Linked DNA regions of Homo sapiens: region 1 is linked to region 2. The links are chromatin contacts, found by Hi-C or POLR2A ChIA-PET in ENCODE. All regions are on one chromosome and are shown on one strand. Each heading gives the region's core, a stretch centred on a gene start or an enhancer-like site at or near the end of the contact. The rest is flanking DNA. Distances are from core to core; before and after follow the strand shown.

Evidence for each region. Hi-C counts contacts between places; a loop is a spot of excess contacts on that map. ChIA-PET counts read pairs that join two places held with the same protein, here RNA polymerase II (POLR2A). Pooled maps may share reads with other maps.
Region 1: a loop to region 2 is called in a pooled map, with 2.3 times the contacts of the local background. The contact joins the enhancer-like site here to the promoter of CHST14 in region 2. A Hi-C loop is called at or near these places in 3 of 50 pooled maps. POLR2A ChIA-PET finds 5 or more read pairs at or near these places in 3 of 52 experiments (GM12878, H1 and WTC11).

Annotation. Positions count from the first base shown.
Region 1 is chr15:40,540,096-40,546,976 of GRCh38, reverse strand. It overlaps a transcript of CCDC32 not described here. Among named protein-coding and RNA genes, the nearest start is that of CCDC32, 22 kb to the left of the region's middle. RefSeq lists an enhancer at 2,941-3,040 and a silencer at 3,191-3,290. Within about 2 kb of position 2,941, at least 3 of the 41 ENCODE cell types and tissues checked have a DNase peak (open chromatin) inside an H3K27ac peak, as active enhancers do; they include GM12878, where a contact is called at or near this core.
Region 2 is chr15:40,468,245-40,475,265 of GRCh38, reverse strand. CHST14 (carbohydrate sulfotransferase 14) reads right to left here and starts at 4,282. Exons shown (of 1, transcript NM_130468.4): 1 at 2,108-4,282. The coding sequence starts at 4,052. The coding sequence ends at 2,922. RefSeq lists enhancers at 2,515-3,418, 4,701-4,810 and silencers at 3,871-4,120, 4,171-4,410.

The DNA.
Region 1 (6,881 bases), core at 1,692-4,191, 73 kb before region 2:
AATCCTAGCACTTTGGGAGGCCGAGACAGGTGTATCACCTGAGGTCAGGAGTTTCAGACCAGCCTGGTCAACATGGCGAAACCCCATCTCTACTAAAAATACAAAAATTAGCCAGGTGTTGGTGGTGTGTGCCTGTAGTCCCAGCTACTCCACAGGCTGAGGCAGGAGAATCACTTGAACCTGGGAGGGTGAGGTTGCAGTGAGCTGAGATGGCCCCACTACACTCCAGCCTGGGCAACAGAGCAAGACTGTCTCAAAAAAAAAAAAATTGCAAAACACACAAAAAGACAAGAAGAAAACAACCCAATCCATTATCAGAAGATGAATCAACAGAACCAGACTCACAAATGACACAGATGTTGGAACTATCACAGAGGGACTTAAAATAATTATAATTACTATGGGGTCTGGTGGGGAAGGGTGGGCAACTTGCATGAACAGATAGGGAATTTTGGCAGAGACATGGAAACTAAGAGAAAGTGAAATGGGGCTGGACGTGGTGGCTCATGCCTGTAATACCAGCACTTTGGGAGGCCAAGGCAGGAGGAGCACATGAGCACAGGAGTTTGAGACCAGCCTGGGCAACATGAGACCTCATCTCACCAAAAAATACAGAAATTAGCCAGGCATGGTGGCTCGTGCCTGTGGTCCCAGCTACTTGGGAGGCTGAGGCAAGAGAATCACTTGAACCCAGAAGGCGGAGGTTGCAGTGAGCCAAGATCATGCCACTGCCCTCCAGCCTGGGTGACAGGGTGAGACCCTATCTCAGAAAAAAAAAAAAAAGGAAAGAAAAAGAAAAAATAAAGTCAAATGGAAATGCTAGAAATAAACATGATATTAGAGATGAATTGCTTCCACAGGCTTTTCAGTAGGTAGGCATAGGTGAAGAACCAGTGAACTTGAACTGGTCAATAAAAATTCTCTGAACTAAAACACAAAGAGAAACTGGGATGGGGGAAAAGCAAAACAAAGCAAAACCTATAAGAGCTGTGGGACAATAACAGTCTAATATACATGTGATTCCAGCCTCAGAAGGTGAAGAGAGAGAGAATGAGGCAGAATAAATCTTTGAAGAGATGATAGTTACATGAATGAGGTGTGGCGGCAAGGCTAGAGAGAAGTGGATATGGGAGCATTTGCAAGGAGAACCACTGAGGCTTGGTCACTGAGTGGAGGGAAGTGTGGCACCTGAGTGTCTGTCTTGGGAGCTGCAGGCTCTCAGCAGGTAGTAGTGGGTGGTTAGCAGGTGGTGGTGCCAGGATGGAGAGCCAAGCCTAGCTCTCCAGTGCCTGTGCTCTCTGCTGGTACCCCACACCACCTCCTACAGGCCAAAGTGGAACAGTAGTGGGCCTTTGCTCCTCGATTCCCTAGCCTCCAGCCCCAGCCTTTCCTAAGCCCTCAATGTACTATTCCTATTAGTCAATGTGTGGCAGAGAGATGTTCATCTCCCCCCATTCTCTCCACCTCCTCTGTCCCAAGTGTTGTGTCACACATTGCTCTAAAGGTTTTCTTTTCCCAAACAAACTGACTCTCTCCTCCCTTCATTTTGACGTAATCCACTTTTAAAAATTACTTCTTTAGCAGATAAGTAGAAAGGGAGGAGGCAAAGGTGAGAGGGATTGTGTGTGTGTGTGTGTGTATGTGTGCAGAAGAAAGCAGATAGGTTACTGAGAGTTTATGAGCATTTTAAAGAACAGATATTTCCAGGACCAGTTTTGGCTCTTTAATCTTACATCCTTTGGGGATGAGACCATCAAATATTGGCTTAGCAGAATGCCAAGGTGCAGTGTGGTCTTCAGCATGGTGCCTGATCAAGGCAGACAGGATGCGGAGTGTACATTGGGTAAGAGTATGGTAGAGGAGACCCACAGTTGTTAGAACAATCATCCCAAAGGTAAACTCTTGGATTGATAAACTGACATGTTGTTGGTTTCTTTTTCCTCTGTTCAGCTCAACATCTTTATCAATGATTTGGTTGAGTGAATAGAAGGTAACCTTATCAAAAGTGAGAGGAGTAGGTAATTGAATAAAAGAATAACAATTCTAAAATTTTTCTATAGACTAGAGTGATGGGACAAAGTATGAAACATGATACAGATAAATGTGAAATCTTTCATTTGGGATCAGAAATTAACTACACAACTAGAGGACAGAGAAGAACAGAGTATTTATTAGTTTGTTCTAGTGACAGAAGCCAAGAAGCCAGACTCTGGAAAGTTTTCCAAGGCTGTTGAAAAAAAAAAATCCAAGCCGGACTCAATTCTAGTCTAAGACATATAGAGCTGGCTTCAGTTAGCTGGACCTCAGGACTCCAGCAGTATCTTTAGCCTCTCTTCCTCCCACTGTTGACTCTCTCTGTGTGTTGGTATAGCACAGGGAGCTCTGGGCTGACATGATTCCAGTTTAGGAAGTCCAGAGGAAAGATAACACTTTCCAACCCCATATAATAGATGCCAGGGGGCTCCGCACAGTGGTTTAGGCTTAACAATCCCAGCACTTTGGGAGGCCAAGGTGGGAGGATCACTTGAGCCCAGGAGTTTGAGACCAGCCTGGGCAACAGAAAGAGACCCCGTCTCTACAAAAAAAAAATTTAAAAATTAGCCTGGCGTGGTACTGCATGCCTGTAGTCCAGCTACTCGGGATGCTGAGGTGGGAGGATTGCTTGAGCCCAGGAGGTTGAGGCTGCAGTGAGCTATGATTGCCCTACCGCACCCTATCCTGGGCGACAGAGCAAGATCCTGTCTCAAATAAATAAATACATTCCAGGGGAGGGACTCAGATTGGCTTGGCCTGGGTCACATGCTCATCATTGGAGCACTGACTATGACAAGGGCAAGATCTATGGTTAGGGGTACAGGATACTGTGGTAAACAGTCCCACCAGAACCATATGAGAATGGGAAGTGAAAGAGGATTGCTGTTGGCTGAAGAAAGGGGAAAGTGGTATGGAAAACCCCAAACAGGTGTTCAGTGTCTTAACAGTTCAATGGAGTCAGCAGTGTTATGTGCTGCTAAAAAAAAGTTATAATTCTAGGAATCAATAGTGGAAATGTACCTGTGTACCTGGGACATAGTAGTGTAAAAATATATTCTGCAGTGGTCATGCCTCTCTGAAAGCATCGTCTGGGCACCACATTGCAAGAGGATGTTCTGCAGTGAGCAGGTCTATGCAAACCTACCCCTAAAGGCCAAGAGAGCTGAGGGGCCAAAGAAACAGGCTGACAAGCCCGGGTGCAGTGGCTCATACCTGTAATCCCAGCACTTTGGGAGGCTGAGGTGGGTGGATCACGAGGTTAGGAGTTTGAGACCAGCCTGGCCAATATGGGGAAACTCCATTTCTACTAAAAATACAAAAATTAGCTGGGCACGGTGGCGTGCGCCTGTACTCCCAGCTACTTAGGAGGCTGAGGCAGAAGAATCTCTTGAACCTGGGAGGCAGAGGTTGCAGTGAGCCAAGATCATGCCACTGCATTCCAGCCTGGGCGACAGAGTGGGACTCTGTCTCAAAAAAACAACAACAACAACAACAAAAACAAAACAGAGAGAGAGGCTGACGAATCTAGTTTCTCAGAGATAAATGCTTAATAGAAACTTATGCACAGAAGCCATACCTTGGTTGGTCACGAGATGGTGGTTTCCATGCCCGCCCTCCAGAAAGTATCCTTTGTATAACAAGTTTTTAGGGGAAAACATGTGCAGCTGGTCACACCTCAGACTTTATTGCAAGTTTCATGACCACTGGGGAGGTTAGATAAGCATCTTTATGAGGGGTTATTTATGCTACAGGCATTCTTTCTTTTCTTTTTTCTCTTTCTTTTCCATTTTGTTTTTTTTTTTAGACAGAGTCTGGCTCTGTCACCCAGGCTAGAGTGTAGTGGCATTATCACAGCTTATTGCAGCCTCAACCTCCCGGGCTCAAGCTGTCCTCCCTCCTCAGCCTCCTGAGTTTGCTGTGACTATACCCCTGGCTAATTTTTTTTTTTTTTTAAGAAAAGTCTCAGTATGTTGCCCAGGCTGGTCTCATACTCCTGGGCTCAAACAATCCTCCTACCTTGGCCTTCCAAAGTGTTGGGATTATAGGCATGAGCCACCCCACCTGGCCAGGCATCTTTTTTTTTTTTTTCTTTTGAGACAAAGTCTCGCTCTGTCCCCCAGGCTGGAGTGCAGTGGCAACCTCTGCTCCCGGGTTCACACCATTCTCCTGCCTCAACCTCCTGAGTAGCTGGGACTACAGGTGCCTGCCACCATGCCCGGCTAATTTTTTGTATTTTTTAGTAGAGACGGGGTTTCACCGTATTAGCCAGGATGGTCTCAATCTCCTGACCTCGTGATCCTCCCGCCTCAGCCTCCCAAAGTGCTGGGATTACAGGCATGAGCCACTGCGCCCGGCCCAGGCATTGTTTCTTGACCTTGCCACAGGAATGCCTTGGTATGCAGGAGTCAAACATCAGTCATTATGGCAGTTTTGCTTCAAGGTGGTGCCATTCTTGCAACAGGGTCTTTTCCTACAGAGGAACATCGACAAACTGCAATGCTCCCTAGAGGAGGGGTCCAGGGTGAGCAGGCTCAGATCGAGTTATTTGAAGACAGGACAAGACAATAAGATTGTTTTCCATAGAAAAGAGATTTAAGAGAGACCCGGTTGGCTTTAAAATATTTGAAGGAGTATTGGGTAGAAAGCTGAGACACACTGAAGTACAAAGGACAAACTAGGACCAATGGCAGGGAGTTTCAGGAAGACCAATTACCATTCAGTGTTAAGAACTTTCTAATAGCTGTTCAACAATAGGGTGGCCTTGTAGAAGATAGTAATTCCCTGTCACTGGAGGTGTGTCAGCAGATGTCAGAAAGGTTGTAAAGGGGATTCCTGCATTGTGTAGAAAGTTGGATCAGGTCACCCCTAAGGTCCTTTCCAATTATGAAAATCTGTGGTTGGCTACTGGAGACCTATGGGGGCTTGCTGCTGTTAAGTCAGCCCTGGTCTCCCCAGCATTTGGGAGGGAGAGCTGGTGAGTTCTTCTTTCTCCTCCCTAGATAATAATGACAAACACCTGATCACCTACCAGTCAGTGGTCAGAGGCAGAGCCCTCCAACAGTTCTTATCTTAGCTCAACCCTGAGGGACAGACTCTTGGGTTGGAAGATCACAAAAAGGTCGCTCTTGTGCTGTTTTATGTTCTCTGAACGTGTACCTTGAGACAAGGACCTGTATGTAGGTGGCTGATTTTAGGGGGTGAGCAGGAGTGAGGGAGGGAGGAGAATGAGACAGCTCCCTGTGTTGAGTAGGTCCACTGTGGGTAGTTAGGGCTGTCGCCCTGGGATCACTCTGAGGAGACATAAAGATTATGGCTTAGGCTAAGCGCGGTGGCCTGTAATCCCAACACTGTGGGAGGCTGAGGCGGGTGGATCACCTGAGGTCAGGAGTTCGAGACCAGCCTGGCCAACATGGCAAAACCATGTCTCTACTAAAAATACAAAAATTAGCCGGGTTGGTGGTGTGTGCCCATAGTCCCAGCTACTTGGGAGGATGAGACAGGAGAATTGCTTGAACCCGGGAGGCGGAGGTTGCAGTGAGCCGAGATGGAGCCACTGCACTCCAGCCTGGGTGACAGAGCGAGACTCCGTCTCAAAAAAAAAAAAAAAAATATTACAGCTCAGAATTTTGCCACTGACTGACGGGGCACATCTGGGCTGCAGTTCCACCAGTGCCCATCCTTCATTGGTTGAGGTTTGCTCTTTGGAGGTATTAAGCCCCTGCCACTTTCAGGCAGCCCTGCAGGGGCTAAGAAAAGCCTCACGCAGAGGAGAGAGGAGGGAAACTGAGCATGTACCAGAAGCATCCGCTGCAGCTGCGGCTGGTCACAGAAATGGGCTGGAGGGATGTGAGGCAGCGCGTGAGCATCTGGCACAGTCTCTTTCCCGCCCAGGCCAGGATCCGCCTTCCAGGGCTGTGCGGGACCTTTGGTTTTGACATTTTGGTCTCTGTGGCCCAGTGTGGGAAGTGGTTCTCCCCGGGGGTGAGTTCAGCCCAGCCTAGTCTGAATGTCCACACACTGCTCTCTTGGGTTCAAGTCTTCCTTCTTGGCCCAGCTTCTCACTGGGCTCTCTGGACTGAGGGCACCAGGGCAATGGACGCTCCAGGCTGGCACCTGTTCAACACTCATATGTGAGCTTGGAACATGGTGACATTAGGGGCACTGACTCTACTGTCCTTTCACACTGTGGTCAAGGTTAGGATAGATGAGAGACTGGCCCGGCCCCAGAGTTTCCTGTATTGACAGCCTAATCATTTTCTAAGAAGAAAATGCTGGGCTGGGTGCAGTGGCTCACACCTGTAATCCCAGCACTTTGGGAGGCCAAGGCAGGCAGATCACCTGAGGCCAGGAGTTGGAGACCAGCCTGGCCAGCATGGTGAAACCCTGTTTCTACTAAAAATACAAAAAATTACCCAGGCATGGTGGCAGGCGCCTGTAATCCCAGCTACTCGGGAGGCTGAAGAAGGAGAATAGCTTGAACCCAGGAGGCGGAGGTTGCAGTGAGCCGATATCACGCCATTGCTCTCCAGCCTGCACAACAGAGCGAGACGCCACCTCAAAAAAAAAAAAAAAGAAAAAGAAAAAGAAAAAAATGCTAAGAAGAACGACAAAGAATTCAAAGACCCTGAGAAGCCTCCCTCAAAGCCTTGGAGACACTTCAAAGATGGGAAATCATGGCACTGATGTTAGAGGCAGTGTTCCCTGCCAGGCACTAAAGGCCAATCCAGTTGGCCCAGCCCTCCTGTTACCACTCCTCTGGATTGCCCTAGTCAGAGCTCTGAGCCTGTCTCTCTCTTCCCTGATCCCTTCTCCCACCCTCTGGGCCCCACACTCTTGTCTGGTACTCA
Region 2 (7,021 bases), core at 3,033-5,532:
ATCAAGAGCACTATCTGTCTCCCGGTCCTCCAGGGCAGGAACTGGTAAAAGTCAGCTGGGCTCAACTGGGTTCTTTGCAAATGAACGAAAGAACTGAGGAAGGAGAATGTTTGCAAATACCCCTGACTACAACCCCACCTACCCTTCCTCTAACTTCACCTTCCTATTCCTTCTTCTCTCTACCCCTACCTTCCATAAGCCTTCCTCCTTTCCTCCCTCCCATTTGGGAGGCAGACAGACCTGGGTTGGACACTTTGGGCAGGTTATTTATCCTCTCTGTGCCAGTTTCCATGTCTGTAAAACAGGATGACCCCACCGGCACGCGGCTGTTGTGAGGATTAAATGGGGTGAGTACAGCAGCCGGCCCCAGTGTTCTCCAGGTTCTCCGGTTCGTGCTGCAGGCCCCAGTTAGGGGGACTGATTAGCTGCTGTAGGTCTGGAGCCGCTTAAAGTCCCAGGCAAGGAGGAAAAAGAGGGTGCAGTAGGGGGGTCCTGAGGGGTCGGAAGCTCAGAGAAGGACTGACTCATTGGTAGAGGAAGTAAACCCAGAGGTCAAAGGGGCCCTGCCCAGAGGTAGCAGTGATACCCAGTGCTGGGCCAGACACAGTGTCCTGGCTTCTCCCTTGTCCCCACAGGCCTCTGAGGGGTCAGGTGTTGAACCAGCATCCAAAAGAACATCCACTGAGCCAGGTGTGGGGATGGGCCCTTTTATTCATTTTGTCTTCATTAATCCTCCCCTCTCCTAGCAATCTACATGAGATAGGTGTTTTTATTCCCACGACACATTGGAGAAAACAGAGGCTCTGAGAGATAGGCATCTGGTGAGGAATAGGGCTGGGACTTGATCGGTCTAGGTAAAGTCCCCAGAGCCAAGGGGACTCTGAAGAAGGACATCTGAGCCAGACAGGGGGTCAGGTAAGGCCTTCTGGAAGCAACATGGCCTGATGAGTCATAGTGGAGAGCCATAAGTGCCCATAGAAGCCCCCTATCCCAAATATGGGAAATAGTGTTAGTTTTCCTCTACAAAGTCCAATCAATAGCAAAGCTAGCGACAGGTAGCACCTGCAAGGGGGCCCTCCCTGCCTCCCTTCCTTGGGCCCCCCTCTTACCATAGCCTCAGGTCTCTATAAAGTACAGCAGTTCCCACTGGGGGTGTGTGAAATAGGGCTAACAGAGAAGGGCCAGCTCTGGCCTTGCAACTCTCCCTTGGGCCCAGCAACTCCTGATGGGCCTGGGATCCCTGGAGAGCAGTGGGGGCAATGGGCCATACTGAAGTCTGTCCTCTGCTGCTCCAACTGTATTCCTTCCACAACTTTCTCTGGACCTAAGTCAACAAGAGCCTGACCCTCACTCAACCTCCTTGCCTGCCTTCCTTGTAGTGCCAGAAAAAAATCTCCTTGCTCACACAAAAATTTTCTTTTTCATTTGAAAATGGTCCGGGGCCAGGCGTGGTAGCTCACGCCTGTAATCCTAGCACTTTGGAGGGGCCGAGGTGGGCAGATCACCTGAGGTTAGGAGTTCAAAACCAGCCTGGCCAACATGGTGAAACCCCATCTCTACTAAAAATACAAAAATTAGCCAGGTGTGGTGGTGCGTGCCTGTAATCATCCCAGCTACTTGGGAGGCTGAGGCAATCGCTAGAACCCAGGAGGTAGAGGTTGCAGTGAGCCAAGATGGTGCTACTGCACTGCAGCCTGGGTGACAGATCGAGACTTCATCTCAAAAAAAAAAAAAAAAAAAAGAAAGAAAGAAAATGCTCTGGGGGAACTTCTCATTCAACTCTTATTGAATAAGAGGAGGATCCCGTATCTCCTACCCACCTACTTTTTTAGGGAATAATACATGTAGGTATGCTCTGGACGTGAGGCCATTCCTAACTGGGCTTGCCCTTTGGTGACATCCCAGGATCTGAGTCTGTGATCTGGTATAGCCTATTAGAAAGCCCCCAAAGTCTCCATGGAATGGCAACGGCCCATTGGACCAGCCCAACCAAGTTATACCTTACTTTCTCTATCTACAGGCTGCCTCCCCTGACATGGGAAGACAGACATCGAGGAGATCTGCTGGGCCCACAGGAGCTCCAAGGGAAATCACAGAAATGCTCGCCTTATATATAAAACTGCTTTATTAAAAAGTCAGCTATTAGGAAAACAAAGCCCTTACAAGGGTTCTATCAAAAAGTACAAATTTTAAATAAATGCATCAGAAAAATGGCAGCCAGATATACCAGCCACAGTCACAACCTCAAAGGCCTTGTGGGGAAGGAAGGGAGAATTAGGGAGGAGGTTCCGAGAACTCAAGGAAGAGGCTGGGCACAGAGGGTCTTTGGGTGCCTGCAGAGCTGGGTCCTGGAGCTACCAGGCAAGAACCCTGCTTCCGTTTTCCTTTCCTTGGAAAAATGTAAAGAACTGGCAGGTGTAGGAAATTTTGAGACTGGAGCAGAAAGGCACAAAAGTCATTTATAAGGTATGATTGCTCACTCTAGTCCTGAGGCACATGGGGTGGATAAATGGGGGATCAGAGCCACAGGGTCCCTGGCTCTGGTCATGCTTGCCCCTGGCTGGTACCATCTCTGAGTTTGGCCACAGGTTAAATTAAGGTAGACCAAGTGGACTGCATAATCCTGGCAGCCCGGGGTCTGGAGCCAGTCTTTAGATCAGATGTGTTGCTTCATTGGCAAACTGGTGTCTGCCCCCCAAGAGATCCCCCCAATGAGGAGCAGCAGGTCTCCTGCCTAGCCCTGTCCTCTGAGTCACTGTGGGTGCCCACCCTGGACAAGGAACTTCTGAGGGCAGTCTCTGCCATCCAGGATCCTGAGAAGCCCCAAGCCCCAGAGCCAGAGTTTCTCCGAATGACAGGCAGAAGCACAGAAAGCTGGCGTTGAAACCAGTCCCCACCAGCTGCTGGCCCCACACCCATGGTCACTGCTGACACGCCTCCTTGGTGACATTAGGCAGTGGGTAGGCAAAGAGGGAGAAGTCCAGGATATACTTAGGCAGCACATCCTGCAGCAGGGCCCGGGGGGCACTGCACAAGTGGTAATGCAGGCTTTCGGGGCTGGCTGGCCGGTACCAGGCCTGGCGAGCTGGAAATCGGACGTGAGGTGGTGCCCGTACCCACTCCAGCACCTGATTTGCATCAGCCTCCAGCCTCTCATAGGAGCCCACAAAGTCATAGTGCACGGCACAAGGCTGGCACAGGTGGTACACGGGCATCCAATGCTCATTCATGCGCTCAGGGTCCTCATCCACCAGGTATCTCAGGAACTCGGGGAATGTGACATCGTCGCCTGCAGGGCTGGGCCCCGCTCCAGCCCTGTACCGCCTCACTATCTCAGCCCCATAGCGTTGCTGGTACTCTCGGATCTCGCCAAACTTGTTGCGGTAGGCAGAGAGGAGGCGTTCCAAGGGCTCCCGCACAAACAGGAACTTAAAGTAGTGCTGCAGGCGGTAGCGAATCTCCTCAGGCCGCAGGTCGGCCAGGAACACCAGGTCACTGCGGTGGTCCATCTTGAGGCGGACGTCCACGCTGTCCAGGACGCCTGCCAGCACCTTCATCACCCGCTTCCAGTTAGAGCAGGCCACCTTGGGGACGTAGCAGTAGAGGAAGCGGTAACGGTCACTTACGAGGATGTGGCGCAGCAGGGTGCGCCGCTGCCCCACCGGCAAGTCCCAGGGGTCCCGGGGCATGCCTGGCTGTCCGCACACCGCCCGCAGGGTCCTGTTCCGGACGTCCTGCCGCACTTGCAAGTCCGCGTCCCCAGCCCTGAGGGACAGGCCCCCAGGCTTGGGGGCTTTCCCGCGCCAGGCTGTGCCCTCGCGGCCGGGCGGGTGCAGGGGCAGGGGCTTCATCTCGGCCAGGATGCCCCGCTCGATCATGAGCAGCAGCCCGCTGGAGGCCACGATCACCGCAAACATCAGCATGGACGGCAGCAGCAGGGGCGGCCCACCCAGCCCCGCCCGGGCCCTGCCCAGAGGGGCCCGCCTCAGCGCCCGGCCCAGGGGCTCGGCGCCATTTGGGGCCGCCAGCGGGGTCAGCGGGCGGGGGAACATGGTGCTCAAGGGGTGGGGGCCTGCGCGGGCCCGGCCGATCCGAGGGCGGCCTGGAAGGCGGGCTCGGGCTGGGGGCGGGAGGAGGGTCTGGGACCGGGGGTAGTTGGGGAGGGGAGGGCAGGGGACAGCCCTGGCGCGTGTAGGGGTGGCCGGCTCCCGGGCTGCGGCGCCGAAGCGGGCGGCGGGCGGCGGGCGCGGCGAGGGACCCGGGCCGGATGTCCCGCCCGGCCGCTCTCCACCCCCGGCCTCGCAGTGACACAGGCGCGGGGGCGGGCCCACGCCGGGGGCGGGGAGAGGGGCGGGCGCCCCTGCGGGGCGCGGGCTTGGGAGGGCGCACGCGGACCCCTACCCGGAAGAGGGCGCCTGAGTCAGGGCCACCCCTGTCCTCTGGGCTTGGGGACAAAAGCTCCTGAGACCTCGAAGGCAGAAAAGACTCGAGGCTGCTCTCCTGCAGCGTGTGTCCTCAGGGAAGTGGACAAGGGGGATTCGCCACAAACTCAGGCCTGTCCTAGCCCTTCCTCCAGCAACGGGTCTGGAGGCAGGGAGGCGGGCAGCGCTCTCTCCGAGTCCAGACGTGCCGGAGGCTGGTCTTTCCAGCTGGAAGCGGAGCCCTCGGTGTGCTCCCCCTTGCCACCCTTAACTCCCTCCGTCCTGCAGGTCGTGGCCACTCCAGGAAGGAGAAGCAGAACTGTCAGACACTGACCAGTCTCCATGGTGACCCTTGTGTTTAGCAATACCTGGGGACTGACTACAGTGCTTGTCCACTGGGTAATGCTGAAATGTCTGGAAATGGAGTCTCCCCTCCTCTGCCTTCTCCTCATGAGGCAGTGGGATAACTGGGCACTCTGGGGAGGGTCTGACACATTGGTCCATCAGCTGCTGGTGTGGCCAACACACATTTGGAAGGGTGAGGAGCTGGGGGCACAAAACAGCAGGGAAACAGCACGTAGTCTCCTTGCCTGGAGCTAGATGTGTGCTCCATGGCACCAGGCTGGTCACTTGGGCGGACAGCAGACCCGAAGTGCTTTGGATGTCAGCAACCACCATTTCCCACTGGGAACCTGGCTCAGTAGCCAGACTTGGTCCAGCTATGTGCTTGCTGCCTGCAGAGAGCCAGCAAGCCTCTGAAGCAGCAGAGGAATATGATTAGAGCCCAAGTGTACTGAGGACAGCGCCCACTAAGTGTTTTATATTCATTATCTCCTTTAGTTGTTACAGCCACCCTGGCAGGGAGCTAGTGTGGACATTCCCTTTGTACAGCTGAAGTAACAGAGGCTCAGGGAAGATGTGACTCAGTATGGGTGGTTCTGAGTCTAAAACCTAAATTTCTAATCACGGCCCTTCAGAGATTAAAGGAGCATATCATGGAATGGCTAGAAGGGAGGAAGCAGCTGACTCGAGGGCGGACTGTACAGAGCAGGTGATGGAAAATAGAAGATACCAGTGGGAGAATGGAGCTACCAGTGATCAGATGAATTCAGAAGGGTGAGGGGACTTGAGGGATGAGGTGATACTAGAGGGCTCACTGATGACCCCACAATCCCAGCAACAGGAAAAGCACACAGATGAGCCAGGGGAAGGAACGGTAAAGCCTTGCAGCCTTCCAGCTCTCCAGGGCAGGCTCTCCACATCTGATTGCCCCAGTGCATCTGCAGGCTACCACCTGTCCATTTGCTGCACCAGAAGTTTGCGTGAAGGTTCTGCCTTGTCTACACTGCTCCTTGCTTCCAATAATCCTAAAGGTATACATTTCTGGTGATAGGATTTTCTATTAAAATCATATTTTCCAGTAAGTATGTCCTTTAAACCAGGAGAGGAAAAAAAGGCCTTAGACCTTTAAAAATCTTTTGATAATGTGGCCACATGTGCTCCCTTCTGTGTTACAGGGTAGTTTTCTGTGTTAGCAGTCAGGGTGAGGCAGGGGGAGTCCTTGGGCCTGGTACTTATCTCCATACCAATTTCTTGTCTGTAAGATAAGGACAAGCTACCACTCGCCTCAAGGGAGTCTTGTGGACACCACACTGAAGGCAGAGCTAGAAAAATCCATGGTGGTGTCTGTGCCACCAATAAATTCTGAAAAAATGTTCCTGCCCACATGCACCATGCCTTAGCAAAATGCAGAAGTGGAGGCGGGGCGGGGGGGTGCTGTGGCTCCCAGGAACCTCTATGGCCTTAGAGCTGCCCCACCTGGAACATGGTCAACACTGAGGCTTCCAGGCTGGGACCAGGGCTGGGCTGAAGCAGGGGTCAGCTGGCCGCAGACCCTTGGCCCCATGATGTGGCCTTCCTCAGCAAGCAAGAAGCACCAGCTGCAAGACACTGAGGCCCTAGGACAGTGCTGGCCAGTTACCCAAGGTGATGAGGAGGGATGCTTTTTTTTTCTTTTCTGAGACAGGATCTCACTCTGTCACCCAGGCTGCAGTGGTATGATCACGGCTCACTGCAGCCTCGTGCTCTTGGGATCAAGCAATCCTCCTACCTTAGCCTCCTGACTGAGACTATAGGCATGCACTGACATGCCGGGCTAATTTTTAAATTTTTCGAGAGACATGGTCTATGTTGCCTAGGCTGGTCTTAAACTCCTAGGCTCAAGTAACCCTCCTGCCTCTGCCTCCCAAAGCACTGGGATTACAGGCAGGAGCCACTGCATGAGGCCAGTGATAAGAAGGTATCTTTGCCATGTACCTACTTGGGGACCAATTTCCAGGTCACTGGTCAGGTGAGGGCTGGCAACTGAAGTATTTCACACAGACCTAAGCAGGCAGCTGTGGCCACCATGAAATCAAGAAGTCAACTCCAAGTTCCCAGTCCCTCTGTCTCCTTCCCTCACTCTCTTTTCCCTCTGCTTCCCTGCCCTCTTTGCTCATTGGCCTTGGTGAGCATCCATGCCACAGGGGTTAAGAGGGACCTCTGAAATAAGAATAGTGGGTCTCTCCACACCCACACACCAAAAGATGACAGGACACACA